2 separate regions of the Homo sapiens genome follow, and region 2 is linked to region 1. A link is an interaction called in ENCODE POLR2A ChIA-PET data of the cell type or tissue named here. Cell type or tissue: CD4-positive, alpha-beta T cell. All regions are shown on one strand. Region 1 overlaps SH3BP5 (SH3 domain binding protein 5). Region 2 overlaps SH3BP5 (SH3 domain binding protein 5).

Region 1 (5,000 bases):
TCAGTGCTGATTTCTCATGCAGTCACACAGCTGCCATCACATGGCCCATCTTGGGGTAAAGGTATCTACTGTCCACAAGAAATAGAATTGGAATCGCCTGTATAATTGTAAGTTTCCCTGTGGTCACAGTAAAAAAGGAAAGATGGGGAGAGATGAAATGGTGAAATTAATTTTTTTTTTTTTTGAGACAGAATTTCGCTCTTGTCATCCAGGCTGGAGTGCAATGGCGTGATCTCGGCTCACTGCAACCTCCACCTCCCAGGTTCAAACGATTCTTCTGCCTCAACCTTCCGAGTAGCTGGGACTACAGGCGTATGCCACCACACCCGGCTAATTTTTGTATTTTTAGTAGAGATAGGGTTTCGCCATGTTGGCCAGACTGGTCTCAAACTCCTGACCTTGTGATCCACCTGCCTCAGCCTCCCAAAGTGCTGGGATTACAGGTTTGAGCCACCGTGCCCAGCCTCTGTGAATTTAATCTTTAAATTTTATTTATTTAAGAAGCAGGGGCTCATTGTGTTACCCAGGTTGGAGTGCAGCGGCATAATTGTATTTCACTGTAACCTCAAGCGGTCTCCTGCCTCAAGCTCCCAAGGAGTGGGGAATACAGCCATGTGCCACCATGCTCGGATAATTTTTTAATTTTTTCCAGAAGTAGGGTCTTGCTATGTTTCCCAGGCTGGTCTTGAATACCTGGCCTCAAGTGGTCCTCCTGCCTTGGCCCCCCAAAGTGCTGGAATAGAGGTGGGATCCATTGCACCCAGCTGAAATTAATTTTAATAATATATTTAATTTAATTTAATATATCCAAAATATTATTTCATCATATAATAAAAATTATTGAGATATTTAACATTCTTTTTTTTTTGTACTAAGTCTTTAAGATTAGGGATGTCTTACATTCAATTGGGATTAATCACTTTTTTTTTTTTTTTTTGAGATGGAGTCTCACTCTGTCACCCAGGCTGGAGTGCAGTGGTGCAATCTCGGCTCACTGCAGCCTCTGCCTCTTGAGTTCAAGTGATTCTTCTGCCTCAGCCTCCCAAGTAGCTGGGATTATAGGTGCCCACCACCATGCCTGGCTAATTTTTGTGTTTTTAGTAGAGATGGGGTTTCACCATGTTGACCAGGCTGGTCTTTAATTCCTGACCTCAAGTGATCCGCCTGCCTCCCATAGTGCTGGGATTACAGGTGTGAGCCACTGCACCTGGCTGGGATTAATCACATTTTGAACAATCAGTAGACACATGTAGTGGGGGCAGCTCTAGACGTGGTGGTCAGCTACAGTTGGTATTGGTTCTCCCACCTGATGCTCCTTGAAAGCAGGGACCGTGTTGTGTTAATTAATTAGGTCCTTCTCTTTGCCTGCCTGGTGCCATACTTGGCCTGTCGCTGGTGTCAGTGGGTGTGAGTTGAGTGGGAGACTGTCTGGCAGAGTGACAGTGCTGGGCTGGAACTCATACTGGCTGGAGTCTGGCACAGCTCTGCATCTAGTCAGCTGTGTGATCTCAGGAAAGGCTGTGTCCTCTCAGCTAAGGTCCCCCTTCTATAGAGTGAAGTCTTTGGACCATGATCTCTGGGGGCCTTCCTGGTTCTGACTTGCCATGAATTGAGCCACAGATCTGGGCAGGGAAGGTGACAGGCCTCGAGTGAGGCAGAGCTTCTGAGAAAGGCTGTGGGGTTGGCTGTACCTGTCCCACGATGGGCTGGTTTGCCATGTCAGGTTCTGGCCAAGGGCTGATGTGTTTATCTCATCCATTGGGCCCAGAACTGTGGAAATTGTTCGCTCACTGATTTGTTGCTCACTCCCCCATCAGGGGTCCATTGCCCTGTCTGGCATCTATGAGGACCTGTGGGTGCCAGGAGTGAAGAGGCAGAGATGAGCTTGTCCTGGTCCTTGGGATGCTTATTTTTTGAAAGGTAAAATGGACCATGGGGAGCCCCTGCCATTTTCTGAGGCCTCATGAGGATTCTTTCTCACACAGGCTCAGCTGGAAGCTCAGAAAGCCACGCAGGACTTCCAGAGGGCCACAGAGGTGCTCCGTGCCGCCAAGGAGACCATCTCCCTGGCCGAGCAGCGGCTGCTGGAGGATGACAAGCGGCAGTTCGACTCCGCCTGGCAGGAGATGCTGAATCACGCCACTCAGAGGGTATGAGTCATGGCCGGGTGTGCTGTGGGGGTGTGCGCGTGCATGCGCGCTGGCTTCCCCTGAGCGGAGGTAACAGACTCGACTCCCAGGCATGTTGCCTGAAAACACCCTGAAAATCACAGGTTGTCATCTCCGTATGATCTCTTGGCTGCGCTTGGTACGAAGCCAGTGCTCCAGAATGAGTCACAGTGTCTCTCCGTGACAGCGAGAGCTGCTCCTTCCCTTATGTTGCTTGAGGTTTGTCTGGTTTGGGTCATCCCCAGGGGGTCTTGACTGGACTCAGGCTTCCAGAGGGACGAGGTTTTCCAGGGTTTGCTCCCATGGAACCCCAGCAATACTGGCTGGGTTTCGAATCTGTGATGGGGAGACCTTGATGAACAGCCCTAAATGGGGGCTGCACTTCGGGTATGTGCTGTCGGAGGAAGGCAGGGGTCATGGCGGATTAGACCAGAATCAGGTGTGTACTTACGACAGGCCTTCTGGGCTGGGATTCAGGGAGTTGACAGGCACAGAGGAAGCGGACTGTGTGTGATCCTTACTCACAGCTTGGCTTGCTGGGTTTTATGTCATTATATTGGGTTCTTTACTGGCTCTCATGACCACCTCTCTGACTGCGTTACTCAGAGCCAGAAATGGTGTGCCTTAGTCTGTACAGGCCAAGACAAAATACTAAACAAAATACCATAAACAGGGTAGTTGGTAAACAATAGAAATTTATTTTTCACAGCTCTGGAGGATGAGAAGTGCATTGGTAGGTAGGACATTGGTAGATTCAGTGTCTCATGAGGGCCTGTTTCTTGGTTCACAGATGACCATCTTTTCCATGTCCTAACACGGTGGAAGGGGTACATGAGCTTATAAGGTCACTAATCTCATTCATGATGGTTCTACCCTCATTACCTCATCACTTCCCAAAGGCCCTATCTCCAGATACCCTCACACTGGGGATCAGTTTCAACATAAGAATTTTGGGAGGACACAAATGTTCAGACCATAGCAGCTAGGGACAGTTCTTGGCTCAGCAGTACTTGGTTACCCCTGCCTAACTCTATCGGGTTTCTTAGAAGTCACGCAGAATGTTCCTGGATACCTCTTCCCCCTTCCAGGCTTGGCTCCTGGGCTGCCCAGGCTCATGTTCCTGGTATCCCCCCACACCAGCCTGGGTCCATTGTGCCCCTCTGCATTCTCTGTCTAGATTCCCAGCGCCTGGAAAACGAGTGTAGGGCTGGTTTGCTGCAGGGTGGGTGGGTGAGCTGACCTGTGGCTTCAGCAGCTCCAATAAGACCCTGGACGGCGCGGGTACGGGGTTGCAAGAGGTCTTGGTGACTCCTTGAGAAAGCCGTCTGGGGGACTGGATTAGAAAAGTCAGCAGGTTAATGCCAATAGGATTTCCCTTTTAAATGTCACCTGCCACAGTGGCTCAAGTCCTGGGGGATCTGATAATTAAAGATGGCCTTGTGCTTCCTTAAATAGAAAGCTTGGCACACAAATGACTTCAAGAGTCAAATCCGCGTTGACTTTACGCACCTCTCCCTGCAGCCTGAGACTCTCGGCTGAGCTTGGCTTTGTGTGGCCTTGCGCCTCCTGCCCCCTAGTGGGCGTGATGCTCACAGAGCTAGACGTGGGCTAGAAACAACTTTTCTGGGTCATCTCGAGAAAAATGGAAGGGGTGGCTGGAAATCTTGGAAGTTCACAAGCCAAAGCCCGATAGATATGAAAAGGACAAAATGTAAGGTAGCTTCTTCCAAGAAATTAGCTGAAGGGCCACTTTTCCTTTTTGCCCTTCTTCCACCCCAGCTGGAGACCCATGTCAGCCTATAAGCAAGCATTTCAGAAGTCATTTAATCTGTTGTTTAAAGATAAACAAACCATGCTTCTGCTTTGTGTATCTCTCATTTTTAAGTCCCAGGGCCCCAGTGGATAGTGGGTGGCCTCCCAAGGAGTGGCATCCCCAGACCTCCACACTGTATAACTCAGGGCACCGTTCATACCACAGACTTTGGGAATAGCGCTTTTTGGAGTTGTGCAGTGCAAGACCTGTGGGGCTATACAAGATGGCCCTGTACTCCTGAGGTCATGAGGGCTTCATAGGGCCCTGGGAGGGCCAGCTGATATGTGCCTTCTCTGTGGCCACTGAAGGGAAGGGCCCATTTGGTTTTCTTGGGCTTGGGGGCAACCTCTGCAGATTGGCAGGTGTTCCGGGTCACATGCCAGGATTTCCACCTTTGAGCTGATATTCCTCTTCCCAGATCCCTTCACAGTTGCATAGGCTGGAAATGCCCCTCATTGAACAGATGAGTTAAAAACAGACACCAGCAAGAGACAAAAGCCTGTGGCAAAGCTTTCCCCCATCACGTCCCTGTGCCACTCAGAATTTCAGCGTGCAGAGCAGGCTCTCCGAATGTAATGGATGATGCAGAACATAATTCTTTCTCCAGGACACACACTTGCATGGTTGGCTTTGAAACAGTGTCGAGTAACTGGGAACTCTCTGGACTTAGCGTTTCCCCCAGTGGTGCTCATGTTGACCCCTCCTAGAGCCTCACGGGCCTGGCATGCTCAGCCAGCTGAAAGCTGTGTGATCAAAGGGCTAGAGAATGTCTCCTCCCTTGTCTGCCTTCTGGGTACTCTAGGATGCTTGTTTCTGTAGAACAAGGGAGCTTCATCTCACCCTCTTCTTCCAAAGTATTACTTAAGGGTCTAATAAAAGAAAATTCCGTGCTCAGAAAGGCCCAGGGCTGTCTTGAAGAAATGGCAGTGGCTTGGACTACACGATCCCTCCAGGCACAGCGGGACACTGGGGTTCCCACGTAACGTGCCCAAGATTATCTATGCGGCCCCTCACACTTC
Region 2 (5,000 bases), 52 kb before region 1:
ATGGAAGCCTCAGTCTCTTTGTCTTTGAATCTGGGGGCTGCAATTCTTGCCTACATCCCTGGGTAGCCTGGAGGATGGTAAGGGATGCTGTGTGAGAGAGTGCTTTGAGAGCTGCCCAGCCTGAGTGGACAAGAGGGCCCCCTGTGTGCTTGGCTGGCAGGGAGGGCTGAGACCCGCTGGGCGCTGCAAACAGAGAAGGTTCCAATGAGATGTCCACTGGGGCCAAACTGGCCATGGGGCCTGGCAGTGGCTCTGTTGTTCTCTTCCCCCAGGTCCTGCCATGACCTTTCTTTGTCAGATTGGCACTGGGAAGGGGGTCAGAGGGAGGGCTCATACAGGCCAGGATTACAGCGGGATGGACTTTGTAGTCACTGGATCAGCAGGGCGTTGCGCTGTGGCCTGCCTGCTGTAATGTGAAAATTAGTTTCCCTGAGTGAGCCCTGCTTTATTTATTTATTTATTTATTTATTTATTTATTTATTTGAGACAGGGTCTCAAAAACCGGAGTGCAATGATGTGATCTCTGCCACTGCAACCACTGCCTCCCAGGTTCAAGCGATTTTCGTGCCTTAGCCTCCCGAGTAGCTGGGATTACAGGCATGTGCCACCACACCCGGCTAATTTTTGTGTTTTTGGTAGAGACCGGGTTTTGCCATGTTGGTCAGGCTGGTCAACTCCTGACCTCAAATGATTCGCCTACTGCAGCCTCCCAAAGTGCTAGTATTACAGGCGTGAGCTACTGCGCCCGGCCTCCCGCTTTGTTTTTGTTTTTTCCTGAGACAGTGTTGGTCTCTGTTGCCCAGGGTAGGGTGCAGTGGCACAATCATAGCTCCCTGGAGCCTCGAACTCCTGGGCTCAAGTGATCCTCCCACCTCAGTCTCCCAAGTAGCTGGGACTACAGGAGTGCGCCACCACGCCTGGCTAATTTTTGTTTTTGTAGAGATGGGGTCTCTCCTTGTTGCCCAGGCTGGTCTCAAACTCCTGGGCTCAAGCAGTCCTCCTGCCTCGGCTTCCCAAAGTGTTGGGATTACAGGCATGAGCCGCCACACCCGGCCTCCCAGGCTGTTCTTGGACAGACTGACCGTGAGGACAGTTGTGACACTGGTAAAACACAACCTTGTGTTCTCCTTTCCCTCCCCAGAACCTGTCCACTTAGGCACATGTTGGCTCATGAACATGTAAGATTCTGCCTTGCTTGGGGGCGTTAGCATTTTAAGAGTGGCCTTTCACTTTAAAAAAAGATGATGTGTGGATATGGACAAATGGCCATGGTCTACTTAGTGGGGGAAAAAAAACTATACATAAAATATATATAAAACTATATAGAGCATATCTAGAACCATATATATAGTAAAAGAATATATGCATATGAGAAGACAGGCCTAACATAGTTATTATTTTTTTTTTTGAGATGGAGTCTCACTGTGTTGCCCAGGCTGGACTGCAGTGGCATGATCTTGGCTCATTGCAACCTCCACCTCCCAGGTTCAAGCGATTCTCCTGCCTCAGCCTCCCAAGTAGCTGGATTACAGGAGCCCACCACCATGCCTGGCTAATTTTTGTATTTTAGTAGAGACGGGGTTTCACTATGTAGGTCAAGCTGATCTCGAACTCCCGACCTCAAATGATCCACCTGCCTTGGCCTCCCAAAGTACTGGGATTATAGGCATGAGCCACCGTGCCTGGCCCTAACATAGTTATTCTTGTGTGGGCCAAAGAATGTGAACTGCTTGTTACCAGTTATGGTGAAGTAAATACAGAAATTGAGAGTAAGACTTTAGATTTTTTTTTTTTTTTTGGCAATTTGATGTTGTGACATCCAGGTGGCATTTTACTTTCCTAGTTTGTTTTTATTCTACAGAAATATTGATTTACGGTGGATTGGATGGGAGAAGATCCATCACCACATTGTTTGAGAAGCCTGGCTCTAGAAAAATGTACCCTCAGATGTTACCAGTTGTTGCTAGCTGCTGAGGATGCTGGTGATTTTTAGTTTTCATTTCTTGGTGTTTTCTGAAATATTTACAATGACCATCTGTTATAATTTTCATGGGATGGGGGTGGGGAATGAAGTCTGTTGTAAAAAAAAAAAAAAGTCTTTATAAGCCAAATAAATGAATTTCTCTGGAAGGAATTTTAGGAACTATGAAGGCTGATGGGAAAAACCTTGGATTGGTTGTTCCTGCCTTAATTGTAGATAAAACCTGATGTTGTGGGTTTGCTTGATGAATTAGTGTATTGTTAAGCTACTCTAGTTGTAATTCATGGAAGGATGAAAAGTGCTATAAAGGCACTTTAGGATCTTCTACAGCCAAGAAACCGTCATATATATGCTTATTTAGAAAATACAATAAATCAAGATATAATGGAAAACATTCCAAATATTAAGAATATTTAGATATTTGAACTTAGTTACTCTGTGTATTTGACTGTTAGCATCATTTCTAAATCAATAAATGTGGGCACGTATAGGTTCTTGCACAACTTCATTCATGGTAACCACATTAGCAAAATGCTATTAGTGGCCAAAACATGTTCTGGCCATTGGCTAGAACATAGAAATAGCTGTCTAATATTGACATGGACTGTATTGCCTTAAAAAATCCTAGGCGTTTCTTCCTTTTAAGCTACAAATATCAACAAGATAATATACAAACTCTTCTGGCCCCTCAGCTGAAACCCATGGCAGGATCATAAGTGCTTGCTATTGCAGTACACGCCGACTTTCCTACAAATCATGTGACTGTATCCCCAGCTGTATTCAAGGTGCCTACCCTGTGACTCTGAGGTGTCATCTCAAAAGAAGACAGGCTATGGGGGTTGATGGATTCATTGCTATCCCTGTGGTTAATGAGAATCTTCAAATCCCCAGGTTGACAGAGATGTGGTCCCTGTGGACTGTAGCCTTTTAATTTTGAGCTGTTATTTTTCTTTGTCAGCATTTGTTGTAGGGACTTTAACGTAGTGGGGTGTGTGTGTGTGTGTGTGTGTGTGTGTGTGTGTGTTTTGGCTGGATGAATTAAACCTCTATTGAACCTCATCCTTTGGCAGGCAGCCCAGGTAACTTTGCCCAGCCCTTCTCTTTGAGAGTTACTTAGTCTGCCGATTGCCACATAGATGTTTCCAACATTAAAGACTATACTGCTTTTTTGTAGTGCATTTTAACCAAGAGTATCACAGAATTTGCAAAGCAGCTCTTGGAGAGCTCAGCAAGTCAGCCTCTTTCATTTCCTTAAAGGAAGATGGAAAAAATTTTGTTCTATTCTTGCCTGATTTTTTTTTCCTTTGCTGTGTTTTGCTGGATTATCTAAGAGATGTTAATGTTTGCTCTAACAGAAAGAAACTGCTATCAGGGAGACAATGAGAGGAATATCCGCTGTTTATTATAACTGCAGCCCAGCCCTCTTAATATAAATCTTTTATTGTTTGGCATTAAACCCAACCAAAGCATGATGAATGGGATTTGGTTGTCTTCATTCACCACACCCTTTTGTTTCCAGCATGCAAAGGGATTCAGCTTCATTTTGCTAGATTTGAAGTGCACAGATTTAATGTTCTCTTACTTGATTTTTGGCTTTATTGGAAGAAGAAAGGGGGTGTTTTTCTTCTTCATTGTTCTGGTTACTGTTTCTCCCTAACAAATTATCCCAAGCCGTAATAGCTTAAAACAACTGTTCTATTTTGCCTATGATTTGTGGGTCAGGAATTTGGAGAGGGTTTTGAGAGGGCTCAGCTGGGCGGTCCTTGCTTGAGGAGTTTTATGCAGTCAGATGTCAGCCTGGTTGTAGTCCTTGAGGGCTTGGTTGGACGTCAGAGATGGCCTACTCTTGTGTCTGACAGAGGATGCTGGCTCTGAAAGCTTATGCTGGGAGCTCAGCTGGAGTTGCAACCAGAGTGCCTACGTGTGACCTTTCTAGTGTGGTACTTTTGCTTCCTTTTGGTTTCTGGCTCCTTCCAGAGTGAGTGTCCTAAGATGACCAGGTGGAAGCTTCCTGGCTTTTTCTGACTAAGCCTTGAAACCTTCAGAGCAGCTCTTCTATTATAATCTGTTGGTCCAAGCAGTCATGAGCCCACCTGCATTCTAATTCTTCTTGATCCTGGGGCAGTGCCAAAGAATTGTAGGCCATATTTGAAAACTGCAACCCTCATGGTGATGTAGAGACAGTGGCTTATTTTGAGGCCCATAGGACATATACTTTCTTCCTTTCCTCCCTTCCTTTCTGTGGGGAGACTTCATAAACAACCACATTTTAGTGTCTTCTTGAGGTGCTTTAATGGTTAACCAGCCAGCAAAGCAAGGACTTTGGTTAGTATTCCCAGTGACCTTAAATAAACCAGCAACGATAAAGGCAAGATGGACAGTTTTTAGCAATGCTGTGGGCCTTGCCATAGGGAATTCTTCGCCACTTTGCCCATTTCTTAAAAATTTTGTCTGAGAAAAAAATTATGGCATGGCTTCAATACCTATTAGAAAAAATTAGTGGAGCCTAGAGCCAGAGGTACTACAATAATTAGACTGTTGCTTTGTAATTCAGGGTGGTAGGGTTCTAAAGCCCCTTGGGCTATTCCAGATAGATGTGCTGTTTTCTTTCCCTGCCACTGGTTTTGCTGGGTCTTCTCTGGGGAAAGAGAGTCCCGGTATTGCATTTATTTGATAGAAATTAAATCTGCTTCCCCACTTGGAACTTGTTAAAACCACACTTCAATGTTATGAAACTTCGGGTCAAAAAAGCATAGGAGGCTGGGCGCAGTGGCTCACGCCCATAATCCCAGTAGTTTGGGAGGCCGAGGCCAGCAGATGGCTTGAGGCTACGAATTTGGGACCAGCTTGGCTAACATGGCGAAACCCTATCTCTACTAAAATACAAAAAAGAAAAAGTAGTAACCAGGTATTGCAGTGCATGCCTGTAATCCCAGCTACTTGGGAGGCTGAGGCACAAGAATCGTTTGAACCTGGGAGGTGGAGGTTGTAGTGAGCCAAGGTCATGCCACTGCACTCC

The links. ChIA-PET counts read pairs that join two places held together with the same protein. Peaks named below come from ENCODE experiments on the same cell type or tissue, not always from the same donor. Only the 100,000 strongest peaks of a DNase experiment are listed, where the experiment ranks them.
Region 2: POLR2A ChIA-PET joins it to region 1 with 11 read pairs; 20 of 35 experiments call an interaction of 5 or more read pairs at or near these places.

Annotation. Positions count from the first base shown.
Region 1 is chr3:15,266,863-15,271,862 of GRCh38, reverse strand. SH3BP5 (SH3 domain binding protein 5) reads left to right here. Exons shown (of 9, transcript NM_004844.5): 4 at 1,986-2,150. Among named protein-coding and RNA genes, the nearest start is that of SH3BP5-AS1, 15 kb to the right of the region's middle. RefSeq lists enhancers at 1,986-2,285, 2,346-2,395, 1,463-2,662, 2,842-3,380, 3,381-3,920 and a silencer at 3,708-3,817. In CD4-positive, alpha-beta T cell, CTCF peaks have their summits at 3,508 and 3,708 (motif pointing left); DNase peaks (open chromatin) are centred at 2,192 and 3,722; H3K4me3 peaks cover 887 bases; H3K27ac peaks cover 2,059 bases.
Region 2 is chr3:15,318,611-15,323,610 of GRCh38, reverse strand. The region is part of intron 2 of SH3BP5 (SH3 domain binding protein 5); the gene reads left to right. Among named protein-coding and RNA genes, the nearest start is that of SH3BP5, 11 kb to the left of the region's middle. In CD4-positive, alpha-beta T cell, no CTCF peak of the experiment used is centred here; a DNase peak (open chromatin) is centred at 3,040.